Regions from separate parts of the Homo sapiens genome. Here region 1 is linked to region 2. Evidence: chromatin loops called from intact Hi-C (ENCODE). Cell type or tissue: heart left ventricle. All regions are shown on one strand. Links, peaks and the distances in the headings refer to the core of each region. The heading gives the core; the rest is flanking DNA. Region 1 overlaps COL26A1 (collagen type XXVI alpha 1 chain). Region 2 holds the start of COL26A1 (collagen type XXVI alpha 1 chain).

Evidence for each region. Peaks named below come from ENCODE experiments on the same cell type or tissue, not always from the same donor. Only the 100,000 strongest peaks of a DNase experiment are listed, where the experiment ranks them.
Region 1: it touches region 2 in a loop (4-fold over the local background); 34 of 110 quality-filtered maps call a loop at or near these places.

Annotation. Positions count from the first base shown.
Region 1 is chr7:101,403,470-101,419,085 of GRCh38, forward strand. All of the region lies in intron 1 of COL26A1 (collagen type XXVI alpha 1 chain), which reads left to right. Among named protein-coding and RNA genes, the nearest start is that of COL26A1, 48 kb to the left of the region's middle. RefSeq lists an enhancer at 7,818-8,361. In heart left ventricle, for the core only: CTCF peaks have their summits at 7,932 (motif pointing left) and 8,136; a DNase peak (open chromatin) is centred at 7,986; H3K27me3 peaks cover 1,244 bases.
Region 2 is chr7:101,357,086-101,372,701 of GRCh38, forward strand. COL26A1 (collagen type XXVI alpha 1 chain) reads left to right here and starts at 5,790. Exons shown (of 13, transcript NM_001278563.3): 1 at 5,790-6,105. The coding sequence starts at 5,948. RefSeq lists a silencer at 6,924-7,163 and an enhancer at 15,534-15,616. In heart left ventricle, for the core only: a CTCF peak has its summit at 7,019 (motif pointing right); DNase peaks (open chromatin) are centred at 5,986 and 7,026; H3K4me3 peaks cover 1,620 bases; H3K27me3 peaks cover 3,341 bases.

The DNA of each region.
Region 1 (15,616 bases), core at 3,551-11,550, 47 kb after region 2:
GATTATGCTACTGCACTCCAGCCTGGGAGACAGAGTGAGACTCTGCTTCAACAACAACAACAAAACAAAACAAAACAAAAAAACTTTTTGTAGAGACCAGGTCTTGCTATATTGCCCAGGTTGGTCTTGAACTCCTGGCCTCAAGTGATGCTCCTGCCTCGACCTCTCAAAGTGCTGGAATTGCAGCATGAACCACCGTGCCCAGCCTAAACCATCTTTTCAATGGCAGTCCTCTTCTCTTCTGTTGGCCCACATTTTAAAACAGCTTTTATGAGAGTGCCATTTATTCAGAAAAAAAGACTCCAGGATTATCCTGGTTAAATTTCAGATTAAAGCCTGATCCAGGCCGGGCACGGTGGCTCACGCCTGTAATCCCAGCACTTTGGGAAGCCTAGGCGGGCAGGTCACTTGAGGTCAGGAGTTCGAGACCAGCCTGGCCAACATGGTGAAACCCTGTCTCTACTAAAAATATAAAATTTGCCGGTGTGCTGGTGGGCACCTGTAGTCCCAGCTACTTGGGAGGCTGAGGCAGGAGAATCGCTTGAACCAGGGAGGTGGATGTTGCAGTGAGCCAAGATCATGCCATAGCACTCCAGCCTGGGCAACAGAGCTATGCAAGAAGAGAAGCTGTGTCCTTATTTCTGGACACAGTTGTGTGAGGTTGTGAAGCCTGGAGCGGTGGCAGCCATCTTAGAGCCATGAGGCAAGACAGCCTGGGGAAGGCAGAGCAGGAGGCAGGGTCTTTGACTGTGTGATGCTGCCTAATTAGCCAACTCTGCAGCCACTCACTTCTCAATATGTGAAATCTTAAGTGACCTGGTTGTTCAAGCCCAATTTATCAGTAGGGTTTTTACAACGCATCTGAAAGCATCCTCGCCAAAACAACCTGCTGTCAAAACATACTATCAAGGCGTGAGAATGTGAGACCGGGAGACACTTGGTGTCCTGGTTGCACCATTTACCCTCCCCCCCCAAATGGCTTTGGGCAAATCTCAATGCCACAACCTCAGTTTTCCATCTACAAAGTAGCAGTTCACCTTCCCAGGGGAGCCAGAAGTCCCAAAGACAATAGCACCGATATGAATGTAAATTTGTGGACTGCAAACTTCTAAGCATAGCAGATGTTACCATTAAACTATAAATAGGCCAGGCACAGTGGCTCATACCTGGAATCCCATCTCTTTAGGAGGCTGAAGTAGGAGGATTGCTTGAGCCCAGGAGCTCAAGACCAGCCTAGGCTATATAGTGAATCTCCCTGTCTCTACAAAAACAAAGTGCGAAAATTAGCTAAGTGTAATGATACGCGCCTGTGGTTCCAGCTACGCAGGAGGCTGAAGAGGGAGGATTGCTTGAGCTCAGGAAGCAGAGGTTGCAGTGAGCTGTGATCATGCCACTGCACCCCAGCCTGGGTCACAGAGTGAGATTTTGTCTCCAAAATAAATAAATAAACAAATAAATAATTGTACTTTATGGGCCGGGCATGGTGGCTCATGCCTATGATCCCAGCACTTTGGGAGGCGGAGGCGGGCAGATCACAAGGTCAGGAGATCGAGACCATCCTGGCTAACACGGTGAAACCCCGTCTCTACTAAAAATACAAAAATTAGCCGGGCGTGGTGGCAGGCGCCTGTAGTCCCAGCTACTCAGGAGACCGAGGCAGGAGAATGGCGTGAACCCCGGGAGGCAGAGCTTGCAGTGAGCTGAGATCGCGCCACTGCACTCCAGCCTGGGTGACGGAACAGAGCGAGACTCCGTCTCTAAAAAAAAAAAAATTATACTTTATAATGAAAATATAATCATAATCCTGAACTAGCTCTATCTCTTCTGGTAAGGAAAGGAGACAAGACTTTTTACCCACATGGTATCTACATTTTTTTTTTTTTAGAGACAAAGTCACTGTATCACCCAGGCCAGATCGCAGTGGTACAATTACAGCTCACTACAGCCTTGGACTCCTTGGGCTCAAGTGATCCTCCCACCTCAGCTCCCCAAATTGGACTACAGACACAAGCCACCATGCCCAGCTAATTTTTTTTTCCCCAAATGCTGATCCTCCCTGAATGCTGGTCCTCCCTAAATCCTGATTGTCCCTGAATGCTGATGCTTCCTAAAATGATCCTCCTTAAATGTGCTCCTCCCTGAATGCTGATCTTTTCTCACGTGGTCCTCCCTCACATGATCCTCCCTAAGTGCCGACCCTATAGAAAGCGCTTGGCACCATCTCTCCCCCTAGCCTGTTCCCTCTGGCCCTCCTATTAATGGCGGTAGTTGGGGATCACTGCTGAAGTGCTCAAAACCACACAGCCTGCTTGGCCAAATCACATACTTCTCAGCTGCCCCCTCCACATGGAAAACTCAATCCATCAGTGGCCCCGCCAGCCCTTCCCGCCAGTGCGCAGGCAAGGAGCCGATGCTGCCTGTGGGGCTGGCTCTCAGGTGGGGTGGGCCCCAAAATTCCCCACCGTGGAAGCTGCTGGAGAATAAATGCAGATAACGAGGAGGGAGGAAGCTGAGAGGCTGGTGGCACGGCCGTGCTCCGTGGAGTAGGTCGTGCACTCCCGGAGCCCCTCTCCCTCCTCCCCGGATGGAAATCCACACAACTCCTTTGCCCTTCAGACCTCCGTGCTGCGCCCTGGAAACCATGTCATCGCCTTTGTGTTTTTGCAAAAAGATTTGGTCAGTCGCCATGGAGATTTCAGATCATCTTTTCCCTCCAAAAATCAATGACCTTAACTTTTCAATTCCTTCCCTGCGGTGCTTCGAAATGGACAGTTCCAGTAAAAACTATTATGAGGAAACGCAGGCAGGTCTATCTGCTATCCAAACACTCCTACTGTTTTTTGTGCCCGAAAAACTGATCAGGCCATGGTGTTACATACACTCGGCTATTCCTATGTGAACAAAACCACCACTCCCTGCGGTGTTGAGGCGGATGAGTGATGGACAGGAACAGCAGCCTCAGAGACACTCATTTTGCTGGAAGGGATGACCCGATTTGTGCCAATTTGCTCGATGGCAGACAGATGATGGAGAAGTGCTCTCAGGGGGCTGTTGGGGGGCTATGGCCATGAGCACCTTCATGGACTGTCCATTTACCCCCACTGGGCTCAGCTTCCAGCTTCTGCCTCTCCATCCTGCCCCAGCAGGTACTCCTGGAACCCCACTCTGAGTTCCCTTCTTTAAAAACTTTCCATGTGTTGGCCGGGTGCAGTGGTGCAGGCCTGTAGTCCTAGCTACTTGAGAGGTGGAAGAATCTCTTGAGCCCAGGAGTTCTGAGACCAGCCTGGGCGACATAGCAGGACCCCATCTCTGCAAAACATTTCTTAAAAAAATAGCTGGGCATGGTGGCACGCACTTGTAGTCCCAGCTACTTGAGAGGCTGAGGCAGGAGGATTGCTTGAGCCCAGGAGGTTGAGGCTGCAGTGAGCTAGAATTGCATCACTGCACTCCAGCCCGGGCAACAGAACAAGATGCTGTCCCTGTAAAAAACAAACAAGAAAACCTCATCCTACTTTCCACGTTTTCACCTCCTCTTTTCCAATAGGGTGAGTCTCCAAGCTCCTCCAGAGCCAACATGTCTCCACCTTCCACCCCCATCGAGTGGGTATCCTGCTCGCCCCTTCAAGGATGGGGTATCTACTCCACCCACTGTGGGCAGCCCATTGCACTTGTGGGCAGCTCTTCCTGGCAGCGGGTACCTCCTTATCCTGAGTGATGCCTGTCTCCCAGCAGCTTAATGCTCTGACCTGACTCCATGCCCTCTGGGGCCATGAGAGCAAGTCTGGTCCAACTCCCCTACAGGATGTTGGGGCAGAAAGCTGGCTGCCTTCACCATGGCCCTCCGCTTGTCTCTGCTCGATATTCCTGAGGAACCTGTCCTCAACAGCCCTCACCTGTTCTTCTAGAGAGGGCAGGTCTGAGCCTGAGGAGCCATGGGACCTCCTTTTCACCTGGCCAAATCCCGGGTGATGACTTTTCTTCCCATGGAAGCTCACGGCTCTAACTCTGACATCAGCCTCCCCTCCCTCCCAGCTCAATCACCTTCTGCTTGTAGGACAGTGGCCATAGATATCTCCTCCCGGGGCTCTGGGTGGCAGTTTCTCTGCATTTCTATTGAACCTCATGGCAGACACAGGGAGAGTCCTCAGTGAGGTAGGAGATGGGATTTGACTCTGGAGGTGGGGTGCAGACACTGGACCAAATTGAGGACTAGCTAAAACAGGGAAGAGGTGAAAGCACCTCTCCATAAAACATACCCCCTAGCACCATAACGATTTACCATTGCCATGGCAACACCCAGAAGTTACAGCCCCTTTCCATGGCAATGACCTGATAACCCAGCAGTTAGCACCCCTTCAAAGTTATCACCCGGAAGTTACCACTTAATCATATGCAAATTAAGGGGCGGGTTATACAGAAATTATGAATAACCTGCCTGTTAATTTGCATACCATTAAGATGGGTATAAATAGGAGTGAAGCTCTACCTCTGAGCTGCTACTCTGGGCACACTGCCTGTGGGGTAGCCCTACTCTGTAAAGAGCAGAACGTCTGCTGCTGCTGTGCACTGCTGCTTTGATAAATTTGCTAATACCACTGGCTTGCCCTTGAATTCTTTCCTAGGCTAAGCCAAGAACCCTCCCTGGTTAAGCCCCAACACTGGGGTTCACCTATACTGCATCAGTGGAAGAAGATTCTGAGCCAGAGTCTAACATGGAGGGTGTTTATTAGGGATGGCTTTTAGGATAAATCCCTGGGGAAGGGAGGGGACTGAGGCAGGAATGAGCAGAAGGAGACGAGCCTCCATATAGGCCAGGACAGCTGCCCCAGACCCCATGAGGCTCTGCAGCTGGGATGCTCTTTCAGCGTTGTCCCCAGGCAGGGATATGTCCAGGCTTTTCAAGTGCGCCTCCACCAGTCACAGGATGGAGGGTGCCCCAGGAAGAGCTGGGACCTTGGATGAGGTGACTCTGAGCAGCTGAATGATGGATGTCTGTTGACAGCACTTCCTGTAGCTGGGGCTAAAAGCCTTTCTCAATGCAGGGGATCTGGGTGGCACAGCCCAACATCTACCACAAGGGCTGGTGGGCATGGAGGGGAACAAGGTGTGTTCCTGATGCTATTTTGCTAGTAAGACAGCCTGGGATGGCCTTTGATTTGTAGAGGCCACAACTCTGTTGACTCATGCTGAACTTATTGTTGGCAAGAACCTCTACATCCCATCTGAGGCTTGTCCTCTGGGCTCTGGGGCTGCAGTGCAGGACTTCATATTTGCCTGGTTGTATTTCATGTTGTTAGACTTGGCTCCTTGCTGCGGCTGTGCAGATCTAGCTTGGATCCCAACTCTCTCCTAAGACCCAGGCCCCTGTCTCTGCTGGCTCCTGGTCTTCCACAGTTCCCAGCAGCAGTTTACTGCCTCCCCAGTCAAGGTCTTCCTCTCCTAGAGGCATGGCCTCAAGAAGACAGACAGCCACGTGCCAAGACCCAGATCGTCTGGCTGTTTAGCAAAGTGTCTAAGAGTTGCCCGTTGACTTGTTGTTGCCTTGGACATGTTATTTACTCCTTCCTGTGCCTCAGTTTCCTTCTCTGTAAAAGTAGAATAATAACAGTACTTACCACCCAGATTTGGGTGAAGATGATCAGGACACCTTGCTTAGGTAGCAGAATGAGGAGGGGAAGAGAAACCACTCCATGCGCTTGGCTGGGGTCTGAACCACACTCAACTCTCATCTCACTGGTTTCAAACAGGAGTAGGGATAGTTCCTCCTCCTTGCTATTTTTCCTGGTCCTTGAGGGATATGGGTAAGAAGGACCTATGAGGGGATATTTTATTTGCTCTCTGATTATCCACCTGTTCTCATTAGCAAAGTGGATGGAGCATGGGGTTGGGAATGAGAAGACTGAGTTTCAAGGCATAAATTTACTACATACTCATTCTGTGACTTGTGGTCTTCTCTGGAGTTTCTTATCTGTAAAATTCCTGCATGTCACATTGTTGAGAAGACCGAACAGAAGAATGTACATGTATTCATTTGCCAGGGCTGCCATGCCACCGACTGGGTGGCTTAAACAAAAGAAGTTTATCTTCTCATAGTTCTGGAAGCTGGAAGTAGAAGCTGGAAGTAGATCAAGGTGTGTTACCACCTGATCAGGGTTCTCACCCACCATGCAGATGCAGCCAAAATACTGAAACAGCAGGTGTTGCAGCAGAGAAAGCATTTAATTATTTCAAGGCAACTGAGCGAGGAGGACAGGAGATAGTTCTCAAATCCACCTTCCTGAGATTTCAGAGGCTAGGGTCTTTTTTTTTGAGACGGAGTCTCGCTCTGTTGCCCAGGCGGGAGTGCAGTGGTGTGATCTCTGCTCACAGCAACCTCCACCTCCCGGGTTCATGCCATTCTCCTGTTTCAGCCTCCCGAGTAGCTGGGACTACAGGTGCCCACCACCACGCCCGGCTAATTTTTTGTGTTTTTAGTAGAGACAGGGTTTCACCATGTTAGCCAGGATGGTCTTGATCTCCTGACCTCATGATCCACCCGCCTCAGCCTCCCAAAGTGCTGGGATTATGGGTGTGAGCCACCGCACCTGGCCAGAGGCTAGGGTTTTTAAGGTTGGTTTGGTGGGCAGGGGGCTAGGGAATGGGTGCTACTGATTGGTTGGGCATGAACTCTTAAGGGTGTTAAAACTATCTTTGTGCACCAAGTCCATTTCTGGGTGGTGGAGGGTCATGGATTGCTGGGCCAGCTGGTGTTCGTTGGTTCATCAGTTCATCTGAATGCAAACTCTAAAAAGTATTGCAAAGACCAGTCTTAGGTTTCACAATAACATGACTCCTGAATGCTAAGTTATTACAGAAGAGCAAACTAGGGAAAAATAGTGGGTTCTTGTTTTACCGTACCTGCATCTTAGCAACTTTTGGTTGTCACAAAAGAAGTTACATGACTAAGGATCATTGTTCTTAAGAAAAGAAGTTTATTAATCTTGTTGGACAGCCTGCCTGGGACTAGGAGAGGAAGGTAGTGAATTATTAGTGACTACTGTCTGTTGAAATGACTGTACATGTAATCATGCATAAAGGATGAAAAGGTCAGAGAGAAAGGAAAAAATATATAACAAACATCTTATGATTGAGTTCTCCCGGGTTCAAGAGATTCTCCTGCCTCAGCCTCCTGAGTAGCTGGGACTACAGGTGTGCACCACCACGCCCGGCTAATTTTGGTGTGTGTGTGTGTGTGTGTGTGTGTTTTGAGACGGAGTCTTGCTCTGTAGCCCAGGCTGGAGTGGAATGTCACGATCTCAGTTCATTACAACCTCTGCCTCCTAGGTTCAAGTGATTCTTCTACCTCACCCTTCCAGAGTGCTAGGATTTCAGGCATGAGGCACCACACCCAGCTAATTTTTTTTTCTAATTTTTTTTTGTAGAGCTGGGGTCTTGCTACGTTGCCCAGGCTGGGCAAACCTTAGTTCTAACAGAGCTTCTTGAACACAGTTGGCAGGCAACCTCACTGGCACTGGCCTTTCTGAGGGATTGGGCAGGTGTGGCCAGGTAATTAGAACAGTGAGGGCAGGTGTGGTGCTGGGGAGCTGGGCCTGAAGCTGGACACCCCCAACCTTGAGATGGCTCAGATCCTGCTGGGGCTCAGGTCCTGGCACAGACCACAGCCCAGAGCAGCTGCTGTGGTTGAGCTGAGTGACTGTGGATGGGAGGGCTCCTTCTGGGATGCAGGGGTTGGGGTCGGAGCAACAGAACTTTACCAGGCCTGCCCTGTGTCCGCCGTCTTCAGGAGCTGGGAGTCTTCCCATAGGACGAAGGCTAAGACAGAGGCATACAAGGGGGCCCTGTGGGACAGGAGAACCTTTCCTGGCTGGAGGGTCAGGGAAGGCTCGCGGGAGGGACACGGCCACGTCTGTGCTTGAGAGCGCGCCCTCTGGTGGTAGATAGAGGAGACTGCAGGCTGGGAGGGCAGGAGGGGCCGAGGTTCAGGACCACCATGGGAGGGGCGTCAGGACACGGACTTGCAGGCACGGTGCCTAATTGGCCGTAAGGAGGCAGGGAAGGGAGGGAGGAAAGGAGAAGGTGGAGTCTGGGTGATTTGCTCCTGGTAAGGAAACGGGGAACTTAGAGGTGCTGGCCTCCAAGCTGGAGGAGCAAGTCGGGGTTGAATAGTGATGGATTCAGTTGGATTGGACAGGTTGGCATTGTGTGTACTGCAGTGTCCTGTGGGACATGACGGTGTGTGACCACTGTCTAGGCAAGCAGGCAGGCACAGTGGTGACTCAACAGGGGGCCAGGACAGAGCTCAGGATGAGGAAGTGGGGACAGACTGTGTGGTTCTGGTGGAAAGGAGGGGGGCCCTGGCAAGGCCTTGGGGCCTTGCAGAATTGCTTGAGCCCAGGAGGTCAAGGCTGCAGTGAGCTATGATTGTGCCACTGCACTCCAACCTGGACAACAGAACAAGACTCCATTCCAAAACAAAACAAAAGAAAAAACAAAAGCCCTGGTCTCTGACTCAGGCTCGGGACTCAAGTGTCCTGGGGAGGGAGGGGACGCATGAGATCAACCCTCAAAGCAAAGCTCAGTTAGGAGCACTGGGGCTTGGAAGGCCAAGCCTGAGGCTGGGGTAGAGGTGGTGAGGTAGGAGGTGGAACTTGACTCCAGGGGCAGAGCTTGGACACCAGACCAAATTGAGGACTAGCTAAACAAAACAGATCGGGGCAGAAGCGCCTCCCCATAAGACATGCCCACCAGTGCGCCATGTCAGTTTCCCATTGCCATGACAACACCAGGAGTTACCACCCCTTTCCATGACAACGACCCAACAACCCTAAAGCTACCACCCTCATCCTGGAAGTTTACGCATAAACCACCCCCAATTTGCATACAATTAAAAGTGGGGCCGGCACAGTGGCTCATGCCTGTAATCCCAGCACTTTGGGAGGCCCAGGCGGGCAGATCATTTGAGGTCAGGAGTTTGACACCAGCCTGATTAATATGGTGAAACCCCCTCTCTACTAAAAGTATAAAAATTAGCCAGGCGTGGTGGTGTGCACCTGTAATCCCAGCTACTAGGGAGGCTGAGACAGGAGAACCCCTTGAACCTGGGAGGCGGAGGTTGTAATGAGCCAAGATTGCATCGCTGCCCTTCAGCCTGGGCCACAGAGCGAGACTCCGTCTCAAAAAAAAAAAAAAAAAAAAAAAGTGGGTATAGATATGAGTGCAGCCCTGCCTCTGAGCTGCTACTCTGGGCACACTGCCTCTGGGGTAGCCCTGCTCTGCAGGGAGCAGGACCTCTGCTGCTGCTGTGCACTGCCACTTCAATAAAAGTTGCAACACCACTGGCTTGTCCTTGAATTCTTTCCTGGGGGAAACTAAGAACCCTCCCTGGCTAAGCCTCAATTTTGGGGCTCCCCTGTCCCGTGTCACCAGGGCAATGGGGGGAAGAGGCTGCTTCAGCAGCATCTCTTAGGGCAGCAGGCAGCCTCGGAGAGGGGTTGACTGGTCACATTCCGAGATGGGCATGAACCTGGGAAGTGTCCTGAAGATCTCTCTATCGCATCATGACATGATTTCCTGAAATCACTTAGCACTTGTTTTCTCTATTAACCGCCAATTAAGGATTTGATGGCTCAGCCAAGTCACAGAGCCAAACGCCTGGTGGGGTGAAAGTACTGTGCAAGCAAGCCTTGAGCTGGTGGTGGCTCGGGACGGTTTGATTGCTCCTCCCCCTAGGTGAAGTGGGCCGCCTCTTGCAAGAAAAAGAGACTTGTGGCCGGGCGCGGTGGCTCGTGCCTATAATCCCAGCACTTTGGGAGGCTAAGGCAGGTAGATCACTTGAGGTCAGGAGTTCCAGACCAGTCTGGCCAACATGGCGAAACCAGTCTCTACTAAAAATACAAAATATTAGCCGGGTATGGTGGCGGGTGACTGTAATCCCAGCTACTTGGGAGGCTGATATAGGAAAATTGTTTGAACCCAGGAGGCGGAGGCTGTAATGAGCTGAGATCATGCCATCGCACTCCAGCCTGGGCCACAAGAGTAAAACTCCATCTCAAGAAAAGAAAGGAAATGAAAGGAAAGGAAAGAAAAAGAAAAGAAGAAAGAAAAGAAAAAGAAAAGGAGACTTGTTTGGGAGCAGATCCGTCCTCAAGACCTTTGCTAGGAGTGAGTTTACTGTCTTGGACCCTCCCTGAGTGCTCAGCTGGGGAGAAGGGAAGGGAAATGAGGAAGGAACATTGCTGAGATGATGCCCAGAGATAATGCCAGTCCCTTGCCATCCTGATGGAGGCTGCCGGGAGTGTGTTCATTTCTTGGCAGTTCGAGGACCAGGCCTGCCATGTCCCAGTTCTGTCCTCCTGGGTCAGTCCTTCCAGGAGGGTCGTGAAAGGGACATGTGTCTCCTGCTAAGCACCTTTCTGGGTGCAGTTATTTTATGGCCCCCAGAGCACTGTTCACCCACTGCTGTGCACCCGCCATAGTCAGGAGCTGAGGTGCGCAGGTGGGCGGTGGCAGGACGACACCACCAGACAGCAGACAGAGGCAGACAAAACACTCAGGACGCAGGGATCCTAGGGGCAAGGCAATGGGGGTCCCCACAACCGCGGCTACCTGGGGATGCACAGGCTTTAGAGCTCCATCTGGAAAGGCCTGGAGCCCTTTCCTTGTCTCTGCCTCCCTTCTTCGTTGTTTTTGGCCAAGTTTTGATTTTTGGAAGCCATTTCCAGCCCATTTAAAGACCAAATGTTATGGGGACGGTGATTTGAGGTATTTGGAAATGTTTTCCAATTCACAGCTCATTTCTCTATGGAAAGCCCTGACTCAGTGTGGTTCAGAGATGCTGGACGACGGCCTGTCTGTTCTAGAACCCTCGGGCGGATCTCAGGATCCCACATTAAACCATCCTGAGGAAAGTCACCTCTCTCTCTCTCTCTCTCTCTCTCGCTCGCTCTCGCTCTCACTCTGTGTTTGTGTGTGTGTGTGTGTGTGTGTGTGTCGGAGTCTTGCTCTGTCACGCTGGCTGGAGTGTAGTGGCACGAACTCGGCTCACTGCAACCTCTACCTCCCGGGCTCAAGCAATTCTCCCGCCTCAGCCTCCCGAGCAGCTGGGATCACAGGCACCTGCCACCACACCCGGCTAATTTTTTATTTTTATTAGAGACGAGGTTTTGCCATGTTGGCCAGGCTGATCTCAAACTCCTGACCTCATGTGATCCGCCCATCTCGGCCTCCCAAAGTGCTGGGATTACAGGCATGAGCCACTGCGCCCGGCTCACCTTTCTTTTTGGAAACACACACTGAGTGCTTGAGCTGGAGCTGAGGCTTTCCAGTAGAATCAAAGGAAGGGCCTAGGCTGCTGAAGTCTCCCACAGTTTCAGGACCTTTTTAATTGGCAGAGGTGGAATTCACAGTTTGTACTGGGTAGGTGGGATCCCGCCAGTCCTCGGGTCAGGAAGACTAGACTCCCTTTGCAGCTCAGCCTGTGGTTTGAGCTGTAGCTATGGGCAATGAAGTTTAACCTCTTAGACTTTCTTTTCCATCTGCAAACTAGGACTGTCTTTAAGCTGTTAGATTCCTTTGTAGGGTTTAAGTAACCAGTTGATTAAGAATGATGCCTTGATTTTGGTAATGCTGCATGATTTACACACTACTGACTGGGATGTGTTCATTTAGTCCTGATCATAACCCCCCCCCTTTTTTTTTTTGAGACGGAGTCTCTCTCTCTGTCGCCCAGGCTGGAGTGCCGTGGTGCGATCTTGGCTCACTGCAACCTCCGCCTCTCAGGTTCAAGCGACTCTTCTGCCACAGCCTCCCCAGTAGCTGGGATTACAGGCGCCCTCCACCATGCCCGGCTAATTTTTTGTATTTTTAGTAGAGACTGGGTTTCACCATGTTGGCCAGACTGGTCTCGAACTCCTGACTTCAGATGATCTACCCGCCTTGGTTTCTCAAAGTGCTGTGTTTACAGGCGTGAGCCACTGTGCCCAGCCTCATCATAACCTTAAAAGTTAGATTTTAAATATAACTGAGGCTCAGAGAAGGGACATCACTCTGCCTAAGTCATACAGCAGGTTTGTGGCAGAACCTGGTTTTAAACTAGGTTTCCTGGTGCCTGTGAGAAGAGGGCTCAACTTTTCACTACTTTCCCTTTTCTTCCATGTTTTTGTTTTGTTTTGTTTTGTTTTGAGACAGGGTCTGGCTCTGTCATCCAGACTGGAGTGCAGTGGTGCGATCATAGCTCTCTCCAGCCTTGATCCCTGATCTCAAGCGATCCTCCTGCCTCAGCCTCCCGAGTAGCTGGGACCACAGGCATGTGCCACCATGCCTGGCTAATTTTTACTTTTTATTGTATAGAGATGGGGTCTTGCCGTGTTGCCCAGGTTAGTCTGGAACTTCTGGGCTCAAGTGATCCTCCCACCTCAGCCTTCCAAAGTGCTGGGATTATAGGCGTGAGCCACTGCACCCAACCCCTTTCACGTATTTTTGAGTGTGCTAGTACTGGTAATATGTATTTTCCTAGAAAATTGTCCAGTAGTCAGGATTTTTGAAATTTTTTGATGTAAGATTATACCTAATATTTGCTTATACATTTAAATCTCTATATGGAATTTTTTTTTCTTGTTCTTCATGTCTATTAAACCTGAGTTTAGCAGGGCATGGTGGCACACGCCTGGAATCCCAGCCCTTTGGGAAGCCGAGGTGGGACGATCACCTGAGCCCAGGAGTTTGAGACCAGCCTGGGCAACATAGCTAGACCCTGTTTCTACAAAAATGCAAAAGTTAGCCAGCATGTTGGCGCACACCTGTGGTCCCAGCTATCTGGGAGGCTGAGATGGGAGGATTGCATGAGCCCAGGAGGTTGAGGCTGTGGTGAGCCATGATCATGCCACTACACTCCTGACCTCAAGTGATCCACCCACCTCGGCCTCCCAAAGTACTGGGATTACAGGCATGAGCTACCACACCCAGCCTGAACTCATGTCTTTCTTCAGCTCTTGTAAATTTTCTTGTTATTTCTTCAAGTACATGCTTCTCTTTGTTCTTTTTTGATCATGCCTTCCAGAGCTACTACTATATAGATGTTGGTCCTTGGTCTTCCTCTAGGTCCCTTGTTGCCTGTTTCTGCCTGTTTTCCATCTCCTTTTCTTTTTGCAGTGGCTACTGGGAAAGGTCACAGCTTAGATTTGCAGCTCATCGGTTTGCCCTTTAGCTGTTTCCATTCTGTTTTTCATAGTCATACATTTCACTTCTAAGATAATGCATTTTTTTAATTTCATTTTTTTTGTGTGTGTATGTCACAGGGTCTTGCTCTGTCACCCAGTGTGGAGTGCAGCGGTGCGATCATGGCTCACTGCAGTCTCAAACTCCTGTGCTCCAGCGATCCTCCTGCCTCAGCCTCCTGAGTAGCTGGGACCACAGGCATGTCAGGGACCATGCCTGGCTAATTTTTGTATATTTTTGTAGATACAGTGTTTCACCATGTTGCCCAGGCTGGTCTAAACTCCTGGGGTCAAGCTATCCACCCGCCTCAGCCTCCCAAAGTGCTGGGATTACGGGTGTGAGCCACCATGCCTGGCCAGAATTTTTTAGTGAGTGATACATTGTCTTATTTCTTTGAGGACATTAATTATGCTTTAAAAAATTATCTCCATCTATTTGCTTTACTATTTTTTAAGGGGATGTGATTTATTGCCTGTTGAGTTGGTGCCTTTCTTCCATGATACTGGCCTTTTTTCCTCAAATAATTTGAAAGTCTTGGTATCTGGGGTTTTCCATTAGCTTGTTTCTGTTTCCTGAGAATTTGTCTGTTGGTGGGCTGGAGGTATGGATGAAGAATGGGAAACGAGTGTGTAAGAATTCATTTATCTGTCTGACTTTGAGAGTGACCCTGTTTCTCCTGGAGGTCACAAGCTTTTTTTTTTTTTTCTTTTTTCCATCCCCCAAGACTGAAAGGTCACCAGTTTTTGAGGTCAGCCAGCACCCACTCCTGTGACCATACCTACCTTAGGACAGGTGAATCCAATGCCTAATATCTTTTTTTTTTTTTTTTAAATAGAGACAGGGTCTCGCTCTGTCACCCAGGCCAAAGTGCAGTGGCACTATCATATCTATGTATCTCTACATATCTATAGATACAGGTATATCTATATATCTAGACATAGATATAGAGATATATCTCTATATCTAGACATAGATATAGAGATATATCTCTATATCTAGACATAGATATAGAGATATATCTATAGATATCTATATCTATAATATATTTATATCTTGAGATGGAGTCTTACTCTGTCATCCAGGCTAGAGTGCAGTGGTGCGATCTCGGCTCACTGCAACTTCTGCCTCCTGGGTTCAAGTGATTCTCCCGTCTCAGCCTCCCAAGTAGCTGGGTCTACAGGTGTGTGCCACCAAGCCTGGCTATTTGTTTTTGCATTTTTAGTAGAGACAGGGTTTCTCCATGTTGGCCAGGCTGGTCTCGAACTCCTGACCTCAGGTGATCCGCCCACTTTGACCTCCCAAAGTGCTGGGATTACAGGCATGAGTCACCATGCCCAGTCGTATATATATACTTTTTGTAGAGACAAACAGGATCTTGCTATGTTGCCCAGGCTAGTCTAGAATTCCTAAGCTCAAGCGATTCTCCCACCTTGGCCTCCCAAAATGCTGGGATTATGAGTGTGAGCCACCGCACTCAGCCTCCAATGCCTGATTCCTGAAACCAGCAGGGACAAGGACCCGGGTCCTACCTGTCCAGCTCTTTCTATGGTGGTCCCCTAACCAATCTCTCTGATGGTCACCTTTGGGTCCCTCTCTACCTCCTCATCTGCATCTGTGCCCCCATGTGGCTCCTAGCTTCAGCCCCGGTCCTCTTTTGTGTGTTTCTGGCTGTGATTTTTGCCTTCAATGTGGGCCCATCTACTTTCTGTCTCTTAGGGACCCCTCCAAATGTCTGGCCCATTGCTTCTCTCTTTCCAATGCCCTTGAGGACTTTTTTTCTTATTTTATTTTATTATTATTTTTAGACAGGGTCTCGCTCTGTCACCCAGGCTAGAGTGCAGTGGCATGATCACAGCTTACTGTAGCCTCAACCTCCTGGGCTCAAGTGATACTCCTGCCTCAGCCTCTTGAGTGGCTAGGACTATAGGCGTGTGCCACCACAGGTAATTTTTAAATATTTTTGTAGAGATGGGGTCTCGCTATGTTGCCCAGGCTGGTCTCAAACTCCTGGGCTCAAGTGATCCATCCTCCTCGGACCCCAAAAGTGCTGAGCCACCACCCGGCCAGGGACTTATTTTTTAATTTTCAATTTCTAGGCTATGGGGATGGGAGGAGGAGGTGGGAGCACCTTAACCTGATCCCGTATTGTTTGTGTACGTCCCTTCCTCTTTCCTCCTCTCCACTGCCCAAGCTTGCTGCCCCTTGCTTCTTGTACTCTGAAGGCATTTATTCCCTAGCCCGGCAGGTCACATGTCTCTTCCTTTCTCCTGGCTCCTCCCCTTCCTTCAGCCTTCTGGCTCTTTCTTTCTTTCTCTCTCTCTCTCTCTCTGGCTCTTTCCCTTCCTCCCTCCCTCCCTCTCTCCTTCTCTCTCTCTTTCTCTCTCATTCCTCCTCCCCTCCC
Region 2 (15,616 bases), core at 2,478-10,477:
CCAGCCTGGCAAACATGGTGAAACCCTTTCTCTACTAAAAAAAAAAAAAAAAAAAAAAATTAGCTGAGTGTGGTGGCAGACGCCTGTAGTCCCAGTTACTTGGGAGGCTGAGGCAGGAGAATCACTTGAACCCAGGAGGCAGAGGTTGCAGTGAGCTGAGACTATACCACTGCACTCCAGCCTGGGCGATAGAGCGAGATCCAGTCTCAAAAAAAAAAAAAAAAAAAGAGGCTTTTGTCCTAAAATACTCTAGCACTATATGGAGTAATGTTATTCCTTTGTCTCCCTGTTTCTCCATGGTCACTCTAGCTTGGGTGCAGCCCCTGGCACTGGAAAAATGAGTTGAAGATAATAAACGATATTGCTGTTCCCTTACCGTGATGCCCAGCAGCATAAAGCCCGGTTGACAGCAACATGGAATATGGAATTTCTCTGCTCTTTAAGATCTCATTATGCGGGGAAGGTGGAAGGAAGAACGCTTACAAATTCCTGGGGGGGGATGACCTCATCATTTATTAGGTGTTGGCCAACTGCCCAAGGAGCACAGTTCAGATTCTTTTTGGGGGAGGCACTGAACATCCCCTGATAACCTAAATTCTCCAAATCTTTTAGGCCTCAAGGGAGGGAAGGAGGGCGAGAGGAACGAAGCAATTCCATTAGGAGGCTGTTTACTCCTAGATGACCAACTCTGAGTTTAAGACAGAGACTTGGGACTTGGGAAGTATGGACATTCCATTTATTTATTTATTGAGACAGAGTCTTGCTCTGGAGTGCAGTGGCGAGATCTTGGCTCACTGCAACCTCCGCCTTTCAGGTCCAAGTGACTCTCCTGCCTCAGCCTCCTGAGTAGCTGGGAATTACAGGCGCCCGCCACCACGCCCAGCCAATTTTTGTATTTTTTTTTTTTTTTTTTTTAATTTTTATTTTTTTTATTGATCATTCTTGGGTGTTTCTCGCAGAGGGGGATTTGGCAGGGTCATAGGACAATAGTGGAGGGAAGGTTGGCAGATAAACAAGTGAACAAAGGTCTCTGGTTTTCCTAGGCAGAGGACCCTGCGGCCTTCCGCAGTGTTTGTGTCCCTGGGTACTTGAGATTAGGGAGTGGTGATGATTCTTAACGAGCATGCTGCCTTCAAGCATCTGTTTAACAAAGCACATCTTGCACCGCCCTTAATCCATTTAACCCTGAGTGGACACAGCACATGTTTCAGAGAGCACAGGGTTGGGGGTAAGGTCACAGATCAACAGGATCCCAAGGCAGAAGAATTTATCTTAGTACAGAACAAAATGAAAAGTCTCCCATGTCTACTTCTTTCTACACAGACACGGCAACCATCCGATTTCTCAATCTTTTCCCCACCTTTCCCCCCTTTCTATTCCACAAAACCGCCATTGTCATCCCGGCCCGTTCTCAATGAGCTGTTGGGTACACCTCCCAGACGAGGTGGTGGCTGGGCAGAGGGGCTCCTCACTTCCCAGTAGGGGTGGCCGGGCAGAGGCGCCCCTCACCTCCCGGACGGGGCGGCTGGCCAGGCGGGGGGCTGACCCCCCCACCTCCCTCCCGGACGGGGCGGCTGGCTGGGCAGAGGGGCTCCTCACTTCCCAGTAGGGGCAGCTGGGCAGAGGCGCCCCTCACCTCCCGGACAGGGCGGCTGGCCGGGCTGGGGGCTGACCCCCCCACCTCCCTCCCGGACGGGGCGGCTGGCCGGGCGGGGGGCTGACCCCCCCACCTCCCTCCCGGACGGGGCGGCTGGCTGGGCAGAGGGGCTCCTCACTTCCCAGTAGGGGCGGCCGGGCAGAGGTGCCCCTCACCTCCCGGACGGGGCGGCTGGCCGGGCGGGGGGCTGACCCCCCACCTCCCTCCCGGACGGGTCGGCTGGCCGGGCGGGGGGCTGAGCCCCCCACCTCCCTCCCAGACGGGGTGGCTGGCCTGGCAGAGGGGCTCCTCACTTCCCAGTAGGGGCGGCTGGGCAGAGGCGCCCTCACCTCCCGGACGGGGCGGCTGGCCGGGCGGGGGGCTGACCCCACCTCCCTCCAGACGGGGCGGCTGGACCGGGCGGCTGACCCCCCACCTCCTCCCGACGTGGCTGACACCCCCACCTCCCTCCCGGACGGGGTGGCTGGCCGGGCAGGGGGCTGACCCCCCCACCTCCCTCCCGGACGGGGCAGCTGGCCGGGCGGGGGGCTGACCCCCCCACCTCCCTCCCGGATGGGGCGGCTAGCCGGGCGGTGACCGCCCCCACCTCCCTCCCGGATGGGCTGACCCCCCCACCTCCCTCCGGACGGGGCGGCTGGCCGGGCCGGGGGGCTGACCCCCCCACCTCCCTCCCGGACGGGGCGGCTGCCGGGCGGAGACGCTCCTCACTTCCCAGACGGGGTGGCTGCCGGGCAGAGGGACTCCTCACTTCTCAGACGGGGCGGCTGCCGGGCGGAGGGGCTCCTCACTTCTCAGATGGGGCGGATGCTGGGCGGAGGGTCTCCTCACTTCTCAGACGGGGCGGCTGGGCAGAGACGCTCCTCACCTCCCAGACGGGGTCGCCGCCGGGTAGAGGCGCTCCTCACATCCCAGACGGGGCGGCGGGGCAGAGGCGCTCCCCACATCTCAGACGATGGGCGGCCGGGCAGAGACGCTCCTCACTTCCCAGATGGGATGGCTGCCGGGAAGAGGCGCTCCTCACTTCCTAGATGGGATGGCGGCCGGGCAGAGACGCTCCTCACTTTCCAGACTGGGCAGCCAGGCAGAGGGGCTCCTCACGTCCCAGACGATGGGCAGCCAGGCAGAGACGCTCCTTACTTCCCAGACGGGGTGGTGGCCGGGCAGAGGCTGCAATCTTGGCACTTTGGGAGGCCAAGGCAGGCGGCTGGGAGATGGAGGTTGTAGCGAGCTGAGATCACGCCACTGCACTCCAGCCTGGGCACCATTGAGCACTGAGTGAACCAGACTCCGTCTGCAATCCCGGCACCTCGGGAGGCCAAGGCTGGCGGATCACTCGCGGTTAGGAGCTGGAGACCAGCCCGGCCAACACAGCGAAACCCCGTCTCCACCAAAAAAGTATGAAAACCAGTCAGGCGTGGTGGCGCGCGCCTGCAATTGCAGGCACTCGGCAGGCTGAGGCAGGAGAATCAGGCAGGGAGGTTGCAGTGAGCCGAGATGGCAGCAGTACAGTCCAGCTTCGGCTCAGCATCAGAGGGAGACCGTGGAAAGAGAGGGAGAGGGAGACCGAGAGGAGAGGGGAGAGGGGAGAGGGGAGAGGGAGAGGCAGAGGCAGAGGCAGTACAGTCCAGCTTCGGCTCGGCATCAGAGGGAGACCGTGGAAAGAGAGGGAGAGGGAGACCGAGAGGGAGAGGGGAGAGGGGAGAGGGAGAGGCAGAGGCAGAGGCAGGGGCAGGGGCAGGGGCAGGGGCAGGGGCAGGGGCAGGGCTAGTTATCCAATTTTTGTATTTTTAGTAGAGACGGGGTTTCACCATGTTGGGCAGGCTGGTCTCGAGCTCCTGACCTTGTGATTTACCTGCCTTGGCCTCCCAAAGTGCTGGGATTACAGGCGTGAGCCACCATGCTTGGCCATCTTCCTGTCGTCTTCTAACAACAATCCTACAATCCTTCTTTGAGGGGAGAAGGACAGGCTCAGTATGTAACCCAGGCTGAAGTGTCATGGCACCATCATGGCTCACTGCAGCCTTGAACCCTTAGGCTCAAGCAATCCTCCTGCCTCAGACTCCTGAGTAGCTGGGACTACAGGCACACACCTCCACGCTTTGCTTTTTTTTTTTTTTTGTAGAGATGGGGGGGTCTCACTATGTTGTCCAAGCTGGCCTCGAACTCCTGGCCTTAAGCAATCCTCCCGCCTCAGCCTCCCAAAGCATTAGGTCTTTGTTGTTTTGTTTTTTGAGACGGAGTCTCACTCTGTCCCCCAGGCTGGAGTGCAGTGGCATGATCTCAGCTCACTGCAACCCCGGGTTCAAGCGATTCCCCTGCCTCAGCCTCCTGAGTAGCTGGGATTACAAGTGCATGCCACTACGCCCAGCTAATTTTTTCTATTTTTTTAGTAGAGACAGGGTTTCACCATGTTAGCCAGGCTGGTCTTGAACTCCTGACCTCAAGTAATCTGCCCACCTCAACTTCCCAAAGTGCTGGGATTACAGGCGTGAGCTACTGTGCCCGGCTTCCAAAGGATTAGGATTACTGAAGTGAGCCATTGCCACTGGCCTCTACAATCCTTTTGCAAAATGTGCTCCAGTCCAGCAAACACTTCCATATTTGATGGTTTTTCTCCATCCTGTAGGCATTTTACAGACAGGAGTTTTCAACTGGTCACAGGGGCAGAGCAAGCCTCAGGGCATCTGCACCCTTAGGTTGCTTTTGGAAGAATTAGGAAAAAAGCTCCCAGGCCGGGCTAGGTGGCTCACACCTGTAATCCCAGCACTTTGGGAGGCGGAGGTGGGTGAATCACCTGAGGTCAGGAGTTCGAAACCAGCCTGGCCAACATGGCGAAACCCCGTCTCTACTAAAAATACAAAAATTAACCCGAAATGGTATTGCTTGCCTGTAATCCCAGCTACTCGGGAGGCTGAGGCAGAAGAATCACTTGAACCCGGGAGGCAGAGGTTGCAGTGAGCCGAGATCGCACCACTGCACTCCAGCCTGGGTGACAGAGCGAGACTCCAACTCAAAAAAAAAAAAAAAAGAAAAAGAAAAAAAAAAAAAGGAACAAAATGCTCCTAACCCGGGCGAGTAGAGTACGGGCTGGATTTCTGGTCCCACCTGGGCCTGGAGCAGGGTCCAAGCCCTATGGGAATCCTGCAACATAGAAAAGACCAAAACTTGGGTCCAGGCTGGCCTTGGGCCCAGCATGGGATCTAGGACTCTGCTTTTCTGTTTATAAAAGGTGGGATTGTCCTACATCTTCCTGAAGCCCTTTTCTGGATAGGATGTCTCATGAATCTGTGATTCTAGCTACAACTTTTTTCTTTTTTTGAGATGGAGCCTCACCTTGTCATCCAGGCTGGAGGCCAGTGGCCTGATATTGGCTCACTGCACCCTCCGCCTCCTGAGTTCAAGTGATTGGCTTGCCTCAGCCCAGCCTGTAGTTGAGATTACAGGCACCTGCCACCACACTAGGCTAATTTTTGTATTTTTAGTAGAGACGAGGTTTCACCATGTTGGCCAGGCTGGTCTCGAACTCCTGACCTCAGGTGATCCGCCCACCTCGGCCTCCCAATCTAGCTACAACTTCTCACCCCAACTGACCCTTCCGCCCCTCCCAAAGCTTCTTACCTGGAAGAGACAGCGGGGCAGGTGGGGGCTGGAGGTTAAAGGGGAAGGAGGAGAATCCTGGGAAGCTCTGGTCAGTTTCTCACGGGAACGCAGCGCTTTGATCCAAAGAGCCCTGCACAAGGATCGGAAGACTCGCATTTGTCTGGCTTAACTTTCTCCAGCCTCAGTTTCCACTTCTGAATGGGACCATCGAGGGCAGTGTGGCGAGGATTCACCAACATCGTCCAGGTGAAATTGGCAGACACAGAATGGGCGCTCCGAAAGCATTCGCGGACCCGAAGAAGGTTTGGTTTCAAAGGTTCTAAGGTGTGTAGCGGGGGCCTGGGCGCGAGGTCTGGCTTTCGGGGTGTTAGGCTCCAGGGACCTCCTGCGGAGCTCGCACCCTAGCTCTGCCGCCACTGCCGCCTCCTCGGCCCCGGACCGCCGAGGGTTAACAAAAAAGCCCCACGCCCCCTTTGACGGCTTAGAGCCCACCTCGCCGAATTTGAAAAGGCGGCCCCGGAGAGGCGTGGGCGCCCCCCACACATTTCCAGCTCGCACCCGGGCTCCGACCGCTCGCCCCGCTCCTCTCGCTGTGCTCCCGGCCGGTGCCGCGGGTTCGGTCCGGGCGCCGGTGCGCTCCTGCCGGTCCTCGTGCCCGGGACTCCGGGTCCCCGCGGGCTGCTGCGCACGATGAAGCTGGCCCTGCTCCTGCCCTGGGCGTGTTGCTGCCTCTGCGGGTCGGCGCTGGCCACCGGCTTCCTCTATCCCTTCTCGGCCGCAGCTCTGCAGCAGCACGGCTACCCCGAGCCCGGCGCCGGCTCCCCTGGCAGCGGCTACGCGAGCCGCCGGTGAGTAGCTCGGGGCCGAGGGGCCGGGGGGTGGGGGGAGGGAGCGGACAGCGGGGGCCCTGGCCACTGGGTGGCTGGAGCGAGGCTTGGGGGCTGGAGAGCGGGGCGATCCGGGACTTGGGGGCGCAGGGCAGCGGGGACTGGGGGCTGCAGACACCGGGCAGCTGGAACGAGAGCTGGAGGGGGTTGGGGTGCGGGGCGATTCGGGCCTGGGGGCGCGGGGTGGCGGATGCCAGGGGCAGGGGACACGGGGCAACTGGGACGAAATGGCGGTGGCTGGGGGTTGGGGTCACGGGGGGAAAGACCGAAGGGCCTTGGGTGCAGGGCGATTGGGGGCTGGGGCGCGGGGCGGCGGGGGTTGGGGGCTGCAGACGGGGCAGCTGGAACGAGCGATGGAGGAGGCTGGGGGTTGGGGCCGCGGGGCTGCGGGGCTGCGGGGTTGCGGGGGCTGAAGGTTCGGGTCCGGCTCCGGGGCTGCGGTGGTCTCTGGCCGCGCCCACCCTGTCCCTTCCTTTCTTCGCTTCCCCAACCTTCGCCCCCTCGTTCCGGGCTCCGAGTAGAGGTGGTTCCGACCGCCGTGGCTGGGGCTGGGGCTCTGCCCGGGGCGTTCGGCCGCTCACGTGGCTCTGCCGCTCACCTGCGCGGCTGCGGCTTTGTGTCGCGGAGCAGGTTCTCGGGTGGCCAAGGCCTCGCGTCCCGGGCACCCCTCTCCTATCAGCGGCCCCAGGACACCAGAGGGGTCATTCCCGCCCAGTCTTTGGGGCTGAGGCCGCGGAGGATCCTCGGCTGCGACTCCCCAGCCACCCCGGGACGTGGAACCGGCTGGGATCGGGTGGCTCCGTGGCGGGGTTGGAGAGGGCGCAGGGTCACCGGGCCCGGGCGCCGGGACCCGCCAGGCGTCTCCTTCCTCTCGGCCGGCAGGTGGCGCCATGGCCACCCCCGGGACGCTCAGGGCTGCGGCTCCGGAGCCCGCATTTGAATTTCCCCAGAAAACCATAAGCATGCAAGTAAAAGTTGCCAAACGCCTCGTTTGCATAACTCGCTTGAATTTAGCTTTTCTCATTTAGTGATAACTACAACCTACACAGCTATGACAGCGCTCTGGAATGCACTACCTGTGTCTGTTCCCTCCGTCTCTTTTTTATATTTTAATTTTTTTTTTTTGCAGAGGCAGAATCTCAACTCTGTTGCCCAGGCTTGTCGCAAACTCCTGGGCTCAAGCGATCCTCCCGCCTTGGCCTCCCAATCTCCATTTCTTTTGATCCTTAACAACCCTAGGGTTAAAACATTAGAGTAGTATCTTTCCTTTAGCTGAAGAAACAGAGGCTCAGGATTTGCTAGGCCTAGGAGCCACTCAGGACTGACCTCTTGTGCTTTCTTTCTTTTTTTTTTTTTTTTAATATAGGGTCTTGCTTGCTCCCCAGGCTGGAATGCAGTGGTGCGATCATAGCTCACTGCAAACCTGATCTCCCAGGCTCAAGTGATCCCCCGACCTTGGCCTCCTGTGTAGCTGAGATCACAGGTGTACACCATCATGACTGGCTAATTTTTTGATTTTTTGTAGAGGTGGGATCTCACTGTGTTACACATGCTGGTCTCAAACTTCTGGCCTCAAGAGATCCTCCTGCCTCGGCCTCCCAAAATGCTGGGATTACAGGCGTGAGCCACCACGCCAGGCCCAGATCTGGTGTTTTCTAGCATACTGCTCTGCCTATCAAAGCTAAAAGACAGCTCCTAGTTCTTTTTTTCTCCTTGATATTTACCAAATCAGAGGACTCCAAGATGATTTCTGGCTAATTCCTTAATAACAAGGAGACAGGGATGTTTCATGCTGGGAAGAAATATACAGTCATGGCTGAATAGGGCGGGACCCAGAAAAGCATAAAAGTGCCTCTGGAAAAGTTTGTATGCAATCCTATTTCTCTCATTTTGTTTGGAAATACTTACCCGGGGCTTCTATGAGGAGCATTCTCCAAACACCCACGCTAGTGTGGCCTCTGCACAGTTCCATATGAGGATTGTCTAAAAAACAAGCTTTTCAAGTTACAGAATAATATATACAGCACGATTTCATTTATGAAAAGGAAAATCAGATCTACATCTAGGTAGATAAATGCCTGAAAAAAGTTTCTAGGAAACCATTTCAGCAGTTAATGTTATGAAGAAGTCTAGGGCTGGGCCAGGGGACTGTCCCATTTTCCCTCTGTCTGCTTGTGGCTTGTCTGAATGTTTTTCTGGTTTCTGTGTTTTTTTTGAGACAGAGTCTCGCTCTGTCTCCCAGGCTGGAGTGCAATGGTGCAATCTTGGCTTACTGCAACCTCTGCCTCCCAAGTTCAAGTGATTCTCCTGCCTCAGCCTCCCAAGTAGCTGGGATTACAGGTGCCCACCACTGCGCCTGGCTAATTTTTGTATTGTTGGCCAATAAAAAATGTAACGTTGGCCAGGCTGGTCTCAAACTCCTGGCCTCAAATGATCTGCCTGCCTCAGCCTCCCGAAGTGCTGGGATCACAGGCATGAGCCACTGTGCTTGGTCCCTAAGAGAACCTACTGGCCGGTACGGGGATTGAATGGATGTTTTGCAAGGAGCGTATATTCATGTAATACTTTTGTAATTAAAAGGTGTGGGAAGGAAAAAAAAAAAGGTGTTTGCAGCCTGAAATACGCCTGCAAAAAAGCAAGAGGTGAGGACCATGAAGAGCGGGAGCGAATGGGGACCTCATTCTGGCATTTGGTGGGTTGGAACTTGGGGACATCTGCAGAAACTTGGAAGGGATCATTTTAGCACAAACAAAAAGAGGCTCAAACAAGTGTGGAATCTTCCAGAACTCTTTCCACCAGGATAAGAACAGGGAGAGGATATAATTAGGTTTAGGGAGGATGTGGATGAATCTGTGGGCAATGGATTCCTAAAAAGGATACCAGAAGGTGTTGGGGAGGCTTGGGGCACATTGATATTCCAGAGTGTGACTGAGTCTCTTTGCCCAGAAAGCCCAGCGTGGGCATTGCAGGCACCTGGTTGTTGCCTGGGTGAGTTACAGGCTGGAGCTGGCTTGGGCGTCACATGTTTCTGTGTCTCATGAGCTATCTATCACAAGTGTCCCTTGTCCTTGAGATCCAAGATGTCCAGAAGCTGAAGGCTTGGGGACAGCAGTGGTCCTTGCAGCCTTGGCCTTCAGTAGTGTGTTTACCGGGGCTTGGCTTCAGTTGACAGGCAATGATGACAGGGCTGTTTCTTGACAAAGAGTGCTTTAATTTCATTGTTACTGCTCCTTGTTAACGTCTGATTTTTTTTTTTTTTTTTTTTTTTTTTTTTTTTTTTTTTTTTTTAAAGACAGGGTCTTGCTCTGTCACCCAGGCAGGAGCGTAATGGTGCAATCATAGCTCACTGCAGCCTCGACCTCCTGGGTTCAAGCAATCCTCCCACCTCAGCCTCCTAAGTAGTTGGGACCATAGGCATGGGCCACCATGGCTGGCTAACTTTTAAATTTTTCATAGAGGTGGGGTCCTGCTATGTTGCCCAGGGTGGTCTTGAACTCCTGGCTTCAAGTAATCCTTCAGCTTTGGCCTCCCGAAGTGTTGGAATTACAGGTGTGAGCCACTGTGCCTGGCCAAAAAGCAGTTTTTAATTGTTAGTTTGTTCAAATCAGGATCTAAATAAGTCTGCTTATTGGTTATTCTGTCTTTTCTCTCCCTTTTAGTGTAGGAAAGTCTTCCCCCTTTGAGAGAGTACTTTTTCCTCCACGCTGTTGACTTGTTGAAGACCAGTTGTTCTCTGCGATGTCCACGTACTAGATTTAGCTATTTCCTTCCCAGTGGTGTAGTTAACTTGATCTGCAATGTCCACGTACTAGTTTTGACTAATTGCTTCCCAGTGGTGTAATTAATTGGATCCTCTGCCCCCTGTATCTCTTCTATTTTGGAAGTTAGGTTGGAAGGTTTGATTAGATTTATGGTCTCTATTTGGGCTTGCTGGGAGAGACAGAAATTCTTCATAGGTGGTCTAGTCTACCATATTATATCAGGAGATGCTCTGGACTGATGTGTGTGTCCCCACCAAATTCATATGTTGAAGCCCTATCCTCCAATGTGGTGGTATTTGGAGGGGGGACCTTTGGAGGTAACTAGATTTAGATGAAGTTGTGAGGGCTGTGCCCCATTATTTGATTAGGGATGTTATAAGAACAGGAAGAGAGGCCAGGTGCGGTGGCTCATGCCTGTAATCTCAGCACTTTGGGAGGCCCAGGTGGGTGGATCACCTGAGGTCAGGAGTTTGAGACCAGTCTGGCCAACATGGTGAAAACCCGTGTCTACTAAAAATACAAAAATTAGCCGGGCGTGGTGGTGCACACCGGTAGTCCCAGCTACTTGGGAGGCTGAGGCACTAAAATCGCTTAAGCCCGGGAGGCGGAGGGTACAATGAGCTGAGATCATGCCACTGCACTCCAGCCTGGGCAACAGAGTGAGACTCTGTCTCAAAAAAGAAAAAAAAAAAAAAAAAGAAGAAGAGAAATCAGAGCTCTCTCTCTTTGCCATGTGAGGACACAGCACAGCAAGAAGGTGGCTGTCTGCAAACCAGAAAGAGAACCCTCACCAGGAACTGAATCTGCCAGCACCTTGATCTTAGACTTCCCAGCCTCCAGGGCTATGAGAAATAAATGTCTGCTACTTAAGCCATTCAGTCTGTGGTATTCTGTTACGGCAACCTTGAGCTGACTAACAGAAGGATGTGGCTTTATTCTGGAAAGCTGGGTGTTAAATATTCAGCAGAACACCACTGTCTACAAGTCTCCTCCACTGTCTCCCTTCTTTTTGTTGCAATTTATTTGTTGAAGAAACTTGGCCTTCTAGATTGTTCCTTTTTCAGGATTTTGTTGGTTATATGCTCATGGTGCCTGTGAACATGTTCATCTGTCCTCTTTATTTCCAGATAATGGGAAATTAGATCAAGAGCTTGGTTGGATCTAGTTCTTCCTCCTCCTTCGTTTTCTATTTTGGCAGAATTACATCTTGGGTGCTGTAGTGTTTTTCCATTGGAAATCACAACGTCTGGTTGTCTCTCTTTTTCTCTCGTGATGCTTGAGGTGTTGGTGATCATTGCGTATGTCATTCTTTCATTAAGGATCGCAAAGTGGATGCAAGACAGGCAGGCCCCCAAATTGGGGCTTAGCCAGGAGGGTTCTTGGCTTCACCCAGGAAAGAATTCAAGGGTGAGTGGGTGGTTTCAGACAGCAACTTTAATTGATGTGGCAGTGTACAGCTGCAGCAGAGGTCCTGCTCCTTGCAGAGCAGGGATACCCCATAGGCAGTGTGCCCAGACTAGCAGCTCAGAGGCAGTTTGGCACTATTTATACTTACTTTTAACTATATGCAAATTAAGGGGCAGTTTATGCAGGAATTTCTAGGATGAAGGTGGTAACTTCTAGGTTGTTGGGTTGTTGCCATGGAAAGGCATGGTAACTTCCGGGTGTTGCCCTGGCAAATGGTAACTGACATGGTGCCCTGGTGAGTGAGTCTTATGGGGATGTGCTTCGTCCTAACCTGTTTTAGCTAGTCCTCAATTTGGTCCGGTGTCAACCCCAACCTCCAGAGTCAAGTCCCGCCTCCTACTTCAAAGTAGTACTATAATTTTGACTCTTTTTAAAATTCGTAATTGCTAGAATACTTATAATTTCCCCCTTATTTACTATTTGTAGGTAGAAAAAACTCACTCAAAATCTGGCTCTTTCCAAAAAAAAAAATTCTTTTTGCAAATGTAAGCAATTTGTGTGTGTATGTGTGTGTGTGAGCGTAACAGTGTGTATGAGTATGTGTGTGTTTGTGTCTGTATCCTCCTCCTTTTCTTACACAGAGGTAATATGCTAGTTACTCTGTCTTCAACTTGGCCTTTTTCCATCATAACGTGTTGTGGAGATGGCTCTATCAAAAAGCAAAGATGGGGGGGCATGATGACTCACGCCTGTCATCCCAGCACTTTGGGAGGCCAAGGTGGGTGGATCGCTTGAGGTCAGGAGTTCGAGACCAGCCTGGCCAACATGGTGAAACCCCTTCTCTACTAAGAATACAAAAATTAGCTGGGCATGGTGGCGCATGCCTGTAATCCCAGCTACTTAGGAGGCTGAGGCAGGAGAATTGCTTGAACCCAGGAGGTGGAGGTTGCAGTGAGCTGAGATCACGTCACTGCACTCCAGCCTGGGTGACAGAGCAAGACTCAGTCTTAAATAAATAAATAAATAAAGCAAAGGTAATCTGCATCTTTTTTTTTTTTTTTTTTTTTTTGAGACAGAGTCTCGCTCTGTCGCCCAGGCTGGAGTGCAGTGGCGCAATCTCGGCTCACTGCAAGCTCTGCCTCCCGGGTTCAGGCCATTCTCCTGCCTCAGCCTTCTGAGTAGCTGGGACTATAATCACCCGCCACCACACCCGGCTAATATTTTTGTATTTTTTTTTAGTAGAGTTCTGCATCCATTTTTATGGGTCTGTTGTTCTGTACAGTGTGAGTGACTGTATTTATTCAGCTAGTCCTCTACTGATAGACACTTGTGTTGGTAAATGGCAAACACATGTTTAATTCTGCTAGATAGCGTCAAGTTTCCCTCCACTGGGGTTACAGCATTTTGCATTCCCATCAGCAGTTTCTTCTTGGGGTACATTTTGAAGAGTCCATTTTATTTTATTTTATTTATTTGTTTTTTGAGATGGAGTTTCGCTCTTGTTGCCCATGCTGGAGTGCAATGGCATGATCTCGGCTCACCGCAACTTCCGCCTCCCAGGTTCAAGCGATTCTCCTGCTTCAGCCTCCGTAGTAGCTGGGATTACAGGCATGTGCCATCATGCCTGGCTAATTTTGTATTTTTTGTAGAGATGGGTTTCTCCATGTTGGTCAGGCTGGTCTCAAACTCCCGACTTCAGGTGATCCACCCGCCTCAGCCTCCCAAAGTGCTGGGATTACAGGCATGAACCACCGCGCCTGGCCTGAAGAGGACATTTTAAATGATGCTGGTTGATATGGCCTTTCAGGGGTAAGAATAGACTTCCCTGATCTTATAGCACCTGCAAGTCCTGGCCACCCCTAACCTTTTTGGGGCTTGGGGCAAGACTAAAGATGAAGACCATTCACCATTTGGCTAGATATTTAAAAGTATAAAATCAAGCTGACACACTGTTTGTTTTGTTGTTGTTGTTTGTTTTGTTTTTGTTTTTTGAGACGGAGTCTGGCTCTGTTGCCCAGGCTGGAGTGCAGTGGCACGATCTTAGCTCACTGCAACCTCCGCTTCCCAGGTTGAAGCGATTCTCCTGCCTCAGCCTTCCGACTAGCTGGTATTACAGGCATGCACCACCATGCCTGGCTAATTTTTTGTATTTTTAGAAGAGATGGGGTTTTGTCATGTTGGCCAGGCTGGTCTCGAACTCCTGACCTCAGGTTATCTGCCCACCTCATCCTCCCAAAGTGCTGGGATTACAGGCATGAGCCACTGCACCCTGCCCACCTTTCCTTCATCTATACCTGCTGCTTCAAACTCTCTCTGTCTCTGAATTCACTTTCTTGTGGTTTCGTCTAAGCCAAAGTGCTTGGTGTGTCCCCTCCTCACTCAAAATGCCTCCCTCTTACCTTGACTCCCCCCTCTTTTGGTAGAACCACAAGCACCCTTCCTCCAGGAAGTCTCTCTGGATTTACCTCCCAGCTTTCTGTTCATCTCATTTGTGGGTAGCCCCTGCACCTGTGATTTGTGGGTAGCCCCTGCATCTGTGATTGTGGTTTTGGTTCTAGAACTCACTTCCCCAGTTTCCCTCCTTGCAGATGGAGTCATTTCTCCTTCCTCATTTACTCCCTACAGGAGTGGCTCTGAGCAGCCGTCCTTGGGCAAGCGTGCATGAGCTGGAGCTTAGCCCTGCCCACCACCCACCACTGCCTCTTGGAAATGTGAGCCGCTCCAGGTCAGGCATTTAATCACCTTGCATTCACTGAGCCCACGTGTAGGTAGGGTAGAGGCTGGGGACTCAAACGTGAAGGCAGGGGGCTGTGCCTGGTGGCCTGCATGGAGGAAGAGCTCAGCAGACTCTGGGGAAGTGGATGATCACATCCATGGGGACTTGTCCCTCCGACTGGATTGCATGCCTCTGCAGTGTTGGACCCCTGCCTTTGCTCTCTGGTTCCCTACATTCAAGAATTGGCAACTGTGATTAGCTATGGTGCCTCATGCCTTTAATCCCAGCACTTTGGGAGACCGAGGTGGGAGGATCACTTGAGCCCAGGAGTTTGAGACCAGCTGGGACAACATAGCCAGACCCTGTCTCTGTAAAAAAAAAAAAAATTAAAAAATTAGCTGGGTGTGGTGGTGCACACTTGTAGTCCTGGTGGAAGCTGAGGTAGGAGGATCACTTGAGCCCAGGAGTTTGAGACCAGCCCGGGAAATATAGTCAGACCCTGTCTTTGCAAAAAAAAAACTTTAAAAAATTAGTTGGGCATGGTGGTGCACACTTGTAGTCCCAGGTATTTGGGAGGCTAAGGTGGGAAGAACGCTTGAACCCAGGAAGTTGAAGCTGCAGTGAGCTATGATTACACCACTGCGCTCCAGCCTGGGTGACAGAGTGAGACCCTGTCTCTGGGGCAGTGAGATGTTTCAGACCCAGCCTCCGTCCTTGATGAGCTCAGAGACTGGTTGGGGAAAACAGATCCATGAGCAAGAGTGGAATTTGGTGTGATACAAATGTGTGCAAAGTGAGCTAGGGGAGTTAGGGTTTGTGGGAGCCTGGGAGTCTTTGTGCCTCAGTTTTCTCATCTGTAAAATGGGAATGACTTCAGTACTTCATTAAGTTGTTCTGGGGCTTACATGGGTTAATATTAATAATGTTCTTAGGAAAAAGGATAGTAAACCCTCTGTTCATGAATGTGACCGTGGACTGCATTCATATGCCTTGCAAAGGTTGCAAGGACGGGGGAGTTCCACAAATATATGAAGCCTTGGAATCTTTTTCTGGGGAGCATTTTGTTTTTTGAGACGGAGTCTGGCTGTGTTGCCCAGGCTGGAGTGCAGTGGTGCGATCTTGGCTCACTGCAACCTCCGCCTCCAGGGTTCAAGCGATTGTCCTGCCCCAGCCTCCCAAGTAGCTGGGATTACAGGCGCCCACCAACATGCCAGGCTAAGTTTTGTATTTTTAGTAGAGCTGGGGTTTCTCCACGTTGGCCAGGTCTTGAACTCCTGACGTCAAGTGATCCATCTGCCTTGGCCTCCCAAAGTGCTGGGATTATAGGTGTGAGCCACCGCACCTGGCCTTCTGGGGAGCATTTTGTTAGGATTGTGTTCCTGACCACATACTTAGGGAAATGTTCTAGTGGATAGAGACTAAATGTTGAGGACTTCTCAGAGGAGTCAACATAGGAGGTGGGTTTTGTAGGATGAACAGGAGAGCTTGAGGCAGTGACTGGGGCATTCTGGGCAGACAGACAACTGTGTAAAGGCTTGGAAGTGTCATTAGCTATTGCCTGACATATAGTTAGTGGGACTGAGTTCAG